Linked DNA regions of Homo sapiens: region 1 is linked to region 2. A link is a contact called in ENCODE Hi-C or POLR2A ChIA-PET data. All regions are on one chromosome and are shown on one strand. Each heading gives the region's core, a stretch centred on a gene start or an enhancer-like site at or near the end of the contact. The rest is flanking DNA. Distances are from core to core; before and after follow the strand shown.

Region 1 (2,700 bases), core at 39-2,538, 42 kb before region 2:
TTCCTTGACTTCATTCCAAGGAAATGAGGGAAGTGGTTGATTTCAAGCTGGAGGCAAGGCAAGAGAAGGAAACACCTATATCTCAGTGCAGAAACCAGCCACCCCCTCCTCAGGACCAGGTTAAATGAGGACTCATTCTCCCCTTCTCCCCCTTCTCCTCTCCTCTCTTCCCATGTCCTCCTCTTCTCTCCCTCCTGTCTCTCTACACACACACACACACACACACACACACACACACACACACTTTCTCTCACGATAAGACTTTATTTCCCCTTCTCTCTTCGGGTGCACAGCTCCAACATACTGCAAGAGATTATCCCAGTTTAAGATATTTTAAATCAATACCAGTTTGGGATGAGTGGAGTTTAATTCAGGGAGACTCATCTACCAACCAATTGAAACCATCATTGCTTCTGGCGCACTGTGGAAATACCTGCAGTGGGCTTTCCCCCTGCCTGCCTCTTCCCCACCACAGCACGGCCATGGGGCTCTGCTTGCCTAGCCCTTGCAACCTACCCATGGCTCTGTAAGGCTGGCCACTGTCCCAACTCCAGCCTCACTCCAGCTCCCATGAGGCTGCTAATATTCTTCCCCCATGACAGCAGTGATCCTTTCTGCTCTGAAGGAAGAAAACTTCCCTCCAAATATCACGAAGCTGTGATGGGTCTTTTGTCTCCCAGCTACACCTTCTGATTCTGTTAAGAACTTGTAGACTGGGTGCAGTGGCTCATACCTGTAATCACAGCACTTTGGGAGGCTGAGGCAGGAGGATCACTTGAGCCCAGGAGTTTGAGACCAGCCTGGGCAACGTGAGAAACCCTGTCTCTACAAAAAAATATAAATCAATAAATAATAAATAAATAAAAATAAGCTAGGCATGGTGGTGTGAACCTGTGGTCCCAGGTACTTGGGGAGGCTGAGATGGGACGATTGCTTGAGCCCGGGAGGTCAAGGCTGCAGCGAGCGGAGGTCGTGCCACTGCACCCCAGCCTGAGCGAAAAAGTTAGACCCTGTTTCAATTTTAAAAAAGAAAGAAAGAAAGAACTCGTATCAATTATCCCAGGGGCCAGACTGAGGGGCTGCTTGTATTAAATATATCTCCCTACCTCACCCTGGCAGTTCCTCTCACCCACTGAGGTGCCAGGGCAAAGAGTGACCCTAGCTCAGGATGACTTCTCTGCCTCCCCAGCCACAGAGGGCTTATGACCCCTTCTCATTCTTGTCCCCAGAGGGCATGTCCCTGAGGACTCAAACTTCCCCTCAAATGCACCCAAGGGGCTTGAAGCCTCACAAACAGGGCTTCCTGTGACTGGCATGTGAGTTGGAAGGTAATAGATATCCCCACCTCAGCTGGCTTTAACAAAAAGAAAAATGTGTTCTGTCACTGGAGCTGAAGTCCTGAGCTAGGACAGCTCCAGGGTAGGTTGATTCAGTGGCTCAACAATATCTTCAAGGATTCAGGCTTTTCCATCTTTCTACCAACATCCTCAGAGTTTGGCTTGGTCCCCAGGATAGCTCCCTAAGGCTCAAATGGCTGCCGCATTGCCAGTCATCACATCCAGAAACGGTGCTATCCTGTTGAAGGAAAAAGTGGTCCTTTGGCTTCTTTGTTCTTCTTTTTAAGAGCAAAGAAGCTTTACTCAGCAGCCCCCTGGACAGTTCCTCCAATCTCATTGGCCCTGATGGCATCACATGACCAAGTGCCACAAATCACTGCAGAGGGATGGGATGGGATGGGACCACCATGATTTTATGTTTTTCCAGATATCTCGTGAGACACAGGCAGGTAGATTCCTGAGCAAAAATGGGATTCTGTAAACAAGGAGGAAGAGGAGCGGCAGCAGAGTTTGTGAGGTGATGGGCAGACTACGCCACCATTTTTACCTTTAGGGTTACCCCTTGGCATCAATCATGTACTTGCTTTGTTGCTATGTTTTTCATTCTTTTCCTTTTTTACATAAGAAATATAGAAAGACTTTCTTGTTCTAAATAATGTATTCAATACAAAAGTATGTGTGGTAAAAATATGAAAGGTGCCCTTCTCTGTCCTCCCCAGTCTCACTTCCCTCCCCAGGAGGAACCTCTGGCTCTTTTTCCACGTGCTTTCCTCCAGTCCCCCTTCAGCCGTGTGCATACACACATATGTTCACAGGCATACACAGATATGTTCACATGCATACACATATATGTCCACACACATCTGTGTGCTTTGCTTTAATTTTTACATAGATGGTGTCTTGTTCTGCTACTGACCTTTTCCTGCACAAGTCTGAGTACATACGGATCCAATTCATCCATGTTAATGGCTGAATATTATTCCGGAGAGTGGATATTCTATTGTCTTGTATTTTACTAGCTTTTCAATCATGTGCCTTATCTCCCCAAGTAAATTATAAACATCCTGAGAGCATGCCATACTTTTCCTATCTCCAAACACTTAATACAATATTCTTCTACAAAATGAAAGTCAATTAATAGCTATTGTTGGAAAGATTCCCTCTCCCTTACCACATAAATCTTCTCTTAGCACTTCTGACTGCCTCAGGTGAAGCCCTCCCTCAGCTCGTAGAAGGGACACAGCACCACAGTCTATCAGTTTGTCACTCTTCCATCAGTTTGGCAAGTCAACCTCCTAACATGGGAGAGTTGTTAATCTCCCACTGTTCCTTTGGCGATGTCTTCTAGGCTTAGGATGGCACA
Region 2 (2,700 bases), core at 142-2,641:
TGTTATGGACTAAACATTTGCATTCTCCCAAAATTCCTATGTTGGAGCCCTAAGCCCCGATGTGATAGTATTTGGAGACGGGACATTTGGGAGGTCATTAGGGTTCAATGAGGTCATGAGGGTGGGTGCCCTCACAATGAGATTCGTGCTCTAAAAAGAAGGGAAAGAGAGAAAGATTTCCTCTGCCTGCATGCAAAGAAGACGTCAGGTGAATTTCCACCAGGAACCCAAGCAGCCAGAACCTTGGTCTTGGACTTTCCAGCCTCCGGAATTGTGAGAAAATTAATTTCTGTGGCTTAATCCAGCAAGTCTGTGGTATTTTGTTGTGGCAGCCTGAGCTGATGGAGACACCAGTTTTTTCTGGTTCCAGTCTGGCCTTCACCTGACTGGGTGTGGCCCACCCACACTATGGAGGGCAATCTGCTTTCAATGTTAACCTTGTCCAAGGACTAACTTCACAGAAACATGAAGAATAGTGTTCAATCATATATCTGGGCACCCCATGGCCCAGCCAAGTTGACACAAAAAATTGATCATCACATCCTCCAAACCCAGATCTCCAACCCTCTTCAAGCTCTCAATAAGTGGCAACTCCATTCCTCCAGTTGCCCAAGACAATAACCTTAGGCACCTGTGTCTCACACCCCGCAGCTAAACCATCAGCACATCCCGCTAGCCTCACCTGAATATAGAAACTGACCTCTTCCTGGCACCCACCTTTATTTCCACCACCTTGGCTCGGCCTCCTGGCATCTCTTACCTGAAAGATCACAAGAACCTCCTGTTTGGTCTCCCTAATTCAGCCCAGACGTAACCTTGGACAAGTTATGTAACCTTTCTACACTTCAGTTTCCCTATCTGTAAATAAAGATGGCAAAATGCGCATTGCGATTTGTTTAAGAGTTCATTGCATGCCCACAGAAGCACTTAGCACATGTTTGGCATATCATAAACACTCTGGAACTTTAACTATGACTGTTTTTACTCTTATCATTAACAACTAACTGCTTTGGAGCACCTGGGCTTCAAAGGCTAAATTTACAGAGAATGAGTTTTAAACCTCATGTTTAATAGTATTTTCCTTACCATTAGAAAATCTTAGCCTTATGTTTTCATTTGACACATTTTAACCACTGCAGTTTATCCCCAGTTCAATTCTCAAGTAAATAATTTTCAGAGGCTTACGAAATTCACAGAATAGTTGTCTAATTCATGAAGGTTTTCAGCCAGGTGTGACAATGTCCTATTGCTTGTTTGGGGTTTGCTTTCTTTTTCTATTTTGCTGTAAGTCCTGACTAAAGGCGGAGCCTAGTGGGCTCTGCTGGATTTCCAAGGTAAAGCTTCAGCAGGCTTCTGAGTCACCTTATTCAAATCTGGACTCTGCCCCAAATTTGGGGCTTTTATGCTCTATGAAATCAAGACATGTTGACTTAAGAAAACCAGACACCCAGCCTGAAAAGGTCAGTCACCAATTATACCCCAGCCAATTGCACACAAGCTGGAGACATGAGCCCCCCCAAACTCTCTGTGAGCTAAGTGAATTCACACACTTTTTAAGCCTGGAGAAGCTGAGTCATTTGATTACTATATGGCTTACTTACTATAGATTGTGTTTGCACTTGAATTTTCAAATTTGCAGGGGACTTTCCAGATTCTTCTTTCTCCATGTCCTCTACCTTTTCCTTAGATTTTGTCCTCCACACTTTGAGACATGAAGCTAACCATGGCTTTGTTTTTTGTTTTTATGTTTGTTTGTTTTTTGTAGAGACAGGATCTCACTATGCTGCTCAGGAATGGCCTCGAACTCCTGGAATCATGCAGTCCTCCCACCTTGGCCTTCCAAATGTTGAGATTACAGGTGTGAGCCACTGCACCTGGCCTGTTTTTATCAATGACAAATGTGAAGCCACCAGATCACACTCAATGCCTGTCCTGGAAGGGGACGCAGTTCTTATAATCACAAATGAGGTTTTTTTGTTTGTTTGCTTTTTGAAATACGATGTTGCTCTCTCACTCAGGCTGGAGTGCAGTGGCACAATCTCTGCTTATTGCAATCTATGCCTCCCAGGCTCAAGCCATCCTCCCACCTCAGCTTCCAAAGTAGCTGGGATTATAGGCTTGAGCCACCATGCCCAGCTAATTTTTTTTTATTTTTAGTGGAAATAGGGTTTCACCATGTTGACCAGGCTGGTCTTGAACTCCTCAGCTCAAGTGATCCTCCCACCTCAGCCTCCCAAAGTGTTGGGATTATAGGCCTGTGCCATGGGGCCTGGCCGAGCATTTTCTCTGTAATTCCCCGTGCCACCATTCAGCTACTCTGCTGTGTTTGTTTCCTGGGGCTGCCATGACAAAGCACCACAACCTGGGAGGCCTGAAACAACAGAAATTTATTCTGTCATGATTCTGAAGGCTGGAAGCTTGAAACTAAGGTGTGGGCAGGCTGGTTCCTTCCAGGGCTGTGAGGGAGCATCTGTCCTGGGCCTCCTGCTGGGCCTCTGCGGGTTGCTGGCGATTCTCCGCGGGTTGCTGGCGATCCTCCACATTCCTTGACTTGGTAACTTCTCGCTCCACTCTCTGCCTCCGTCTGCACATGTTCTTTCTATCTCCGTCTTCATATGCCCATCCTCTTATAAGGACACCAGCCCTATTGGCTTAGGGGCCACTCTATTTTACGTATGACCTTATCTTAACTAATTACAT

Evidence for each region. A loop is a pair of places that touch in the nucleus more often than their neighbours do. ChIA-PET counts read pairs that join two places held with the same protein, here RNA polymerase II (POLR2A). Pooled maps may share reads with other maps.
Region 1: a map with no recorded cell type shows a loop between it and region 2 (2.8-fold over the local background). The contact joins two enhancer-like sites. A Hi-C loop is called at or near these places in 4 of 168 maps with a recorded cell type or tissue (PC-3, endothelial cell of hepatic sinusoid, heart left ventricle and 1 more), 2 of 37 single-sample maps with no recorded cell type and 2 of 50 pooled maps. POLR2A ChIA-PET finds 5 or more read pairs at or near these places in 1 of 52 experiments (K562).

What each region holds. Positions count from the first base shown.
Region 1 is chr21:36,512,167-36,514,866 of GRCh38, reverse strand. It overlaps a transcript of CLDN14 not described here. Among named protein-coding and RNA genes, the nearest start is that of CLDN14, 33 kb to the right of the region's middle. Within about 2 kb of position 1,288, at least 2 of the 41 ENCODE cell types and tissues checked have a DNase peak (open chromatin) inside an H3K27ac peak, as active enhancers do.
Region 2 is chr21:36,470,267-36,472,966 of GRCh38, reverse strand. The region is part of intron 1 of CLDN14 (claudin 14); the gene reads left to right. The region is part of intron 2 of CLDN14-AS1 (CLDN14 antisense RNA 1); the gene reads right to left. Among named protein-coding and RNA genes, the nearest start is that of CLDN14, 8.5 kb to the left of the region's middle. RefSeq lists enhancers at 1,432-1,491, 1,987-2,486. Within about 2 kb of position 1,391, at least 3 of the 41 ENCODE cell types and tissues checked have a DNase peak (open chromatin) inside an H3K27ac peak, as active enhancers do.